2 separate regions of the Homo sapiens genome follow, and region 1 is linked to region 2. Evidence: chromatin contacts called from ENCODE Hi-C or POLR2A ChIA-PET data. All regions are on one chromosome and are shown on one strand. The core of a region is the stretch at or near the end of the contact, and the rest is flanking DNA. Distances in the headings are between cores, read along the strand shown.

What was found. A loop is a pair of places that touch in the nucleus more often than their neighbours do. ChIA-PET counts read pairs that join two places held with the same protein, here RNA polymerase II (POLR2A). Pooled maps may share reads with other maps.
Region 1: a map of Panc1 shows a loop between it and region 2 (10-fold over the local background). The contact joins two enhancer-like sites. A Hi-C loop is called at or near these places in 4 of 168 maps with a recorded cell type or tissue (DLD1, IMR-90, Panc1 and 1 more) and 1 of 50 pooled maps. POLR2A ChIA-PET finds 5 or more read pairs at or near these places in 2 of 52 experiments (BJ and GM12878).

Annotation. Positions count from the first base shown.
Region 1 is chr17:73,066,588-73,069,926 of GRCh38, reverse strand. All of the region lies in intron 3 of SLC39A11 (solute carrier family 39 member 11), which reads left to right. It also overlaps the pseudogene ATG12P1. Among named protein-coding and RNA genes, the nearest start is that of SLC39A11, 24 kb to the left of the region's middle. RefSeq lists an enhancer at 1,263-1,557. Within about 2 kb of position 1,451, at least 4 of the 41 ENCODE cell types and tissues checked have a DNase peak (open chromatin) inside an H3K27ac peak, as active enhancers do.
Region 2 is chr17:72,983,218-72,986,730 of GRCh38, reverse strand. All of the region lies in intron 4 of SLC39A11 (solute carrier family 39 member 11), which reads left to right. Among named protein-coding and RNA genes, the nearest start is that of SLC39A11, 110 kb to the left of the region's middle. RefSeq lists a silencer at 414-463. Within about 2 kb of position 1,995, at least 4 of the 41 ENCODE cell types and tissues checked have a DNase peak (open chromatin) inside an H3K27ac peak, as active enhancers do.

The DNA.
Region 1 (3,339 bases), core at 202-2,701, 84 kb before region 2:
ACTTTATACTTTTTTTTTGTAACCTAATTGAGTGTTTAGCTAGCTTGTTAGAAACTTATCTGATCTAAATGTCTTCTGCTGCAATTTAAATAATAGGGAGTAGCTGACATCATTTTTCTTATGCATCTTAGTACCAACCACATGAAAAAGCACTTACTGAGTATCAATTCTTTTGAAAGATACCCTGAGTGCAAAGGATCAAAGTTAATATTGGTTAAGTTTTGTCCTTTAGCCCTTGCATGTCAAGACCAAATCCATACACAGATTATTAACACAAGTGCTTTGTGGAGAGGCTGCGGTTGGATTGCATATTATTGCTTTTTAGCAGTGGCTTGCTCATAAAAGGGGAGAAGAGCCAGTAATCAAAGCTTTGTCAAGGGCCTGTGTAATTTTAGAGTTGGCCCAAACGTGTTCTGTTTGCAGAATAACCATTTGTTTCTTTCTTTGGAGAACAGCTGCTCAGAATGTGGGAGCAGGGAGAGAATTGTCTTCAGGCCAAGCCCTCAACCATTTAGTGAGCACTTACTATGTGTAAGGCATTGTGGGAGAGCAGGCAAAGAAGCAAGATATAATCCCTCCCTGCAAGGAGCTCAAGGTCGGCTGGGGAGAGAAGTCACATTTGCCTGTCATTATGAGGCGGGTCAGCATGTGGTTGTTAAGAACGTAATGAACAAAAGGTGCTGGAAACTCAGTGACAGGGAGGTTACTTCTAGTTGGGGAATTAGGACTTCTTCATGGATGAGCTTGGGTGGGAGGGATAGGTTGAGTTTTGACAAGTAAGGATGGGAGTGGGGAAGACGGGGTAGGGGAAGGAAATGCGTTACAGGCAGAGGGAACAGAAAATTGGAAGCATAAGAGTGGAAAATACAGGGCTGTTGGCAACATAGTTATTCGTTTGGTTGGGAGGTGATGCCAGAGAGGTAGGTTGAGGCCCGTACGTGATCAACCTATAGTTCCTTAGAAAGGAGTTGTGCTCTGTTCTCTAGGTTGATGGGGAAGTTTCTGGAGACGTTTTTGAGAAGGGGACAGGATCAGAGCTGTGCTTTTAAGAAATACATTCTGTTGGTAGCAGATGGACTGGCCATGCGTGTGCACAGGGGGAGGCTGGCAGTTGAGAAACAGGATGGAGGTTCTTGCACTTAGGTGAAAGGTAATAATGAGGTTTTGACTTTGGACAGAGGCATAGGAGATAGGAAGTGTGAGAGACAGTCCTGCTGGAGAGTCTAGAGGACTTGGCAGTCCTTTGATTGTGAAAGTAGTCAAGCAAAGCTGTTCAAGCTTACAACAGGAACTGTGTGTCTGGGGCCAACTGCCCTGGGGCTGTTAAAGGGTTTGGCATCACCGTTCTGCCTTATGGACTGAGGGGGACTCTACCGGAAATGAGGAGGCCAGGGGTCTCTTAGGCTTACTTACATCAGGTCTGTCTTGTTTGAGTGAGTTTGTACTTTGGAATCTGCATGTGTTGGGGTGGTCTCCATGGCAACCAGACACCTACAGCTAGTTGTACTGGTGGTGATGTTTCCTGCTTCTCTGCTTTTGGTGATCCATATCTATGAGGATTAGATTTGACTGAGAATAATTGAGACCTGAAACATAGTGGCTAAAACAAGAAAGACCCCGGAGTCTCTCCAAGCAAGATGGTGGAGGAGCCGCAGTCCATGTTGCAGCTTCCTCCCTCAAGTGCTACTGGAGGGGAAGGACTTACGGAGGTCTCCCCAGAAACAACCACTCTGGAGCCCCCGTCTTCCACTGCAGTTTCTCCGGGAACAGAGGAACCTGCTGGCGACACCAAGAAAAAAATTGACATTTTGCTAAAGGCTGTGGGAGATACTCCTATTATGAAAACAAAGAAGTGGGCAGTAGAGCGAACATGAACCATCCAAGGACTCATTGACTTCATCAAAAAGTTTCTTAAACTTGTGGCCTCAGAACAGTTGTTTATTTATGTGAATCAGTCCTTTGCTCCTTCCCCAGACCAAGAAGTTGGAACTCTCTCTGAGTGTTTTGGCAGTGATGGTAAACTGGTTTTACATTACTGCAAGTCTCAGGCATGGGGATGAACCACAAAGAAAATCAACTTGCTACATTAAATGGATTTTCACAGAAGAGACAGCTCTGAAAAGTTGTGATGCTTGTGGCAAGAGACTTAACAGATGTGATCTATTCAGTACGTGTCTACTCTATGTTTATGCATAAGAAAACATCCATAGCATGAATGGACTCAAAAAAATGTGATTTGTATTAATACGCCAGTCATCATAAAAGATGGTCATTATAGTACCCCCATTGCTCCTGCTTGTTACTATTATTGCTGCAGATCTGCTTCCAAGGTTGAAAAGGAGACTAAGACTGTATAAGCGTCTTCATTGCCAGTTCTCAAAAAAAAGAAAAAACAAAAAACAAGAAAGACCCCTCTTCTGTAGAAGAAATCTAGAGACCATGGCTGGGAAAATAGGTTCATGGAGTCAGCAGGGATCTAGACTCCTTTTTGGCTCACTGCTTTGCCCAAGAGGGCAGCCTTTGTCTTTCTGACCCAAGGTAGTTGCTGGAGCTCAAGTCATCACATCTGCCTTCCATGCTACAAAGTGGCAGGAGGGAGGTAGATTCCCTGAAAGTCCTGCACAGCAGGTCCACTTACATTTCATTGGCCACAACTTATTCATATGACCTAAGGTAGCTGCAAGGAATGCTGCGACACATGTTCTTTTAGCTATGCAGCAGCTTGCCCAGCTAAATGTTGATATTCTATTACTGAAAGAGAGGGCAGACGGAAACTGGAGCAGGCACTCAGCACTCTTGTGGCCACACAGCCTAGTGCGGAGAGAACTTTTAGTCTTCATTCTGTTATTGATTTACCTTCTTGGTGTATATTTTGTATGTTGCTTTTAAAATGAGTTCTTTCTTTCTTTAGTTTCATTTGAAAGGAAGAAGTAATACATGAACTTGGTAAGAAATTCAAGTAGTACAAAGGATATACGATAAAAATAAGTCCCTTAGTCTCTTTGTATTAGCTAGGACTTTTGGGATCATGAATGATAGAAAACCTAACTCAATCTGGCATAAAGAAGAAATAAAATGTATTGGTCTATGCAATTAAAATATCCAGGAGTAGAACTGGTGTCTGGGCACTGCTAGACTCTGTGGATCAAAGGATGTCACCAGCACCTGGTTTTTCTCCATCTCCTGGTCCTGCTTTTCCCTGTGTGGCTCCACTTTCAGGCTGTTTCCCATGACAGGCCAGTTACTCCTGGCCCATGAAACTTGAGCAGGATGTGTGCTCATCCCTGAATACTAATGTATGTTGCCAGGGGATGTAGTGTATTAATGGCCAAGCCTGGG
Region 2 (3,513 bases), core at 746-3,245:
TATATCCAATCTACAAGTGCTTCTCACACCTGAATGTGTGCACGGTTCACCCCGGGAGCCTGTTAAAATGCAGATGATGATTTGGCAGGTCTGGGTTGGGGCCCAAGACTGTATGTGTCTCCCAAGCTGTCAAGGTGGCTGATGCTCCTGATCCATGGAGCCCCCTCGGGCTAGCTGGGGGTGGAGGGTGCAGCAGTGTGGCAGTAATGGGACCTCACAGTTGGAAGGGTCCTTGGAGGGTCTGTGGGCCAGTGCCTGGCAGGTGGCGCGTCACACTCGACTTTCTGATGTTCTGATTTAGGAGGCTTTGGGTGGAGCTTAGACGTCTGTATTTCTAAAAAGCTTCACCGGGGCTTTGTCTGCATGGCCAGGCTTGGCAACCACCAGTTTGTCCAGCTCCCCAGCCGTGGTTTGCATCACCTCAACATCTCCCCCTAGTGGTTGTGTTGTGACTAGGGTGTCCTGGCTTTCAAAGCTAGCTCCACAGCCGTCAGGCTTCTGGGGGACCCTGGAGTCTTACTGGGGAGTGAACTGGTTTCCTAGGGCTGTGGGAACAATATATCACAATTTGAATAGCTTAAACAACAGACATTTATTGTCTCAGTTCTAGAGGCTAGAACTTTCTGGAAAGTAGTTCTAAGATTCTGACCTCAAGATGTCAGCAGGGCCATGTGCCTCCTCAAGGCTCCAGGGAAGGATGAGCTCCAAGCCCCTCTCCTAGCTTTTGGTGGTTCCTTGGCTTCTAGTAGCATAACTCCAGTCTTCCCGTAGTATTTTCCTTGTGTGCCTGTCTCTGTGTCCAAATTTCTCCTTTTTATAAGGAAAAAATCATATTGAATTGGGACCTGCCCTAATGACCTTATCTTACCTCGATCATTTACAAAGACCCTGTTTGCAAAAAAGGTCACATTTATAGACAACATCTTTTGCAGGAATGCAGTTCAACCCATCACAGGGAGATAGGGCATCGATTGCAGGAAGATTAATAAATAAAAGACAGTAATAAAAAGTTAGGCCTGGCCAGATGCGGTGGCTCATGCCTGTAATCCCAGCACTTTGGGAGTTTGAGGTGGGTGGATCACCTGAGGTCAGGAGTTCGAGACCAGCCTGGCCAACATGGCGAAACCCTGTCTCTCCTAAAAATACCAAAATTAGCTCGGTGTTGTGGTGCATGCCTGTAGTCCCAGCTACTCGGGAGGCTGAGGCAGGAGAATTGCTTGAACCTGGGAGGTGGAGGTTGCAGTGAGCCGAGATGGCGCCCCTGCACTCCAGCCTAGGTGAGAGAGTGAGACTCTGTCTCAAAAAAAAAAAAAAAAAAAAAAAGGCAGGCCCCATGCAAATAAAGAAGGTTTGCATGGAAATGAATGTCACAAGTGGGTAATACCTGATAGGGTCAGATATAGCTGGCTAGTCCCGTCAGCAAAGTTGTGGGCAAAAATTCAGAGAGCGACTCTGTGACATGTTCCTCCTTCTGTGGGCGCTGTCTGCGTGGCCCTCACTCAGCTAGCTCTTTCTGTCCTTTCCCCCCTGTATGTCCCTCCCAGGCCACTTAAGCATGAGCAGATCATTGCCTTGTACCTGGTGCCTTGTGGAGTGGCGTCAGCCACGTGGAGTGTGCACATTCCTAGGGAGGTGTGGCCCCAGACAACTTACTGTGTTTGCCCTGCCTCTAGCCCGGCTGGGCCTCCTAGTGTGCTCTGATGAACTAATCAATGCAGGTTGGATTTTTGGAGGGGAGAATTCTTTGTTCCTAACCAGAGAAAATTGATTCCATAAGAGGGTTATTGCTGCTGTGTGCAATTCTCTAGAGTTATTGGATTGCAGAATCATTAGCTTTAGAAGTAAATGAAATAGATTTGGGATATTGTTATGTTTCAGATAAACAAATGGCCTTCCTCCTTATTCATTTAACATTCTGCTTCCAGAAGGAAATGTCAGATGACTCAGAGCCTGATAAAATACTTTGTGGCACACAGGAATGGTAACCAGATGCGGTGAGACTTCACCTTTCTCAGCCCCTGTAAAAGGCGTTGCTTCACTGCGGTGATTCTCACATTTGAGAGTGCATGAGAATCCCCTGGAGGTCTTGCGGAAACACGGGTTGCTGGGCCCACCAGAGGCCTGGAATGGGGCCTGATAACTTGCCTTGCTAACAAGTTCCTGGGTGTTGCTGATGCTGCTGGCCTTGGGGACCCCACTTTGAGAACAGCTGCTTTGCTGAATAAAACTCGAACTCCTGGGAAGCCTGTGGATTCAGTGTGCCTGGGCTTTACATGTATCCCACAACACCCAAGGGAAAGGAATCTTATTTCTTGAATTTTCTTTTTCTTTTCTTTCTTTTTTTTTTTTTTTAAATGTCTGAGTTCCAATAAAGCTTTATTTACAAAAACAGACTGTGGGCCGGGTTTGACCAAGCCCCTTCAGGTCTCATGGCTACTTCTGTGCCCATCCTGGGGTGGCTGAGTTTGTTCTGCCCATGCTCTGTGCAATGCAATGCTACAAGCAGCTTTCAAGGCCGTTCTGCTTCATGGGGGAAGAACAGGGGCAAGAGCTGGGTTTTTTTGCTGCTGATAGTGGCAATTCGATGGGCCTGCCTCCTGTTTCTCTATTTCAATGTGGCTCTGAGGCTCCCAGAATCACTCCACGATTCCAGCCCCACTCTGAGCCATGAGAAACCTGAGGCTACCCAGGTCCTCTCTGCCTGGTTACCCCTCTGCTGGCACTTCTCTGGAGCTTGCCACCCCCCTGAACAGCACTCAGGAAAGGGGTCTAGAGGGCCCCTGCTCTTAGATTCCCAAATCCATCTGGGGATTTCACAGATCCCCACTTCCCTTGGAGCCTTGCCCAGATGGTGAGGGCAGATCCCAGGGTTCCCTTTTCCTTAGTAACTCACCAGCTCTCAGCAACCCCTCTTTTCTTCCGACTTCGTTCTCACCGTTGGGCATCTTTATGGAGTCTGGGTGAAGAGCCTGGCTCTGATTTGAAAGAGAAAATTGCCCACAGCCCATCACTCAAAAGGTACAAAGGGATCTGTGGTGAAAAGTCTTTCTCTCACCTCTGTCTTCTGGTTACTTATTTTATTTCCTCAGAGGTGACCACTTGTAACCAGGTTGTTTTCTGTATTTTTCCAGAGGTGCTTTCTGTCTCCCTAAGCATGTAAGTGTAGATATATTAGTCTGTTCCATAGCCTGATTTCACCACATCTTGGACAGAGGAGTTCCATCTTAGCACATCCATATATGTTGCTTTATTTAAAAACAAAAGCAAACAACAACAACAACAGGCTGGGCACAGTGGCTCATACCTGTAATCCCAGCACTTCGGGAGGCCGAGGCAGGTGGTTCACTTGAGGTCAGGAGCTTGAGACCAGCCTGGCCAACATGGTGAAACCTCGTCTCTACTAAAAATACAAAATTAGCTGGTTGTGGTGGCGCTTGCCTGTAATCCCAGCTCCTCAGGAGGCTGAGACAGGAGAATCGCTTGAACCTGGGAGGTGGAGGCTGCAGTGAGCTG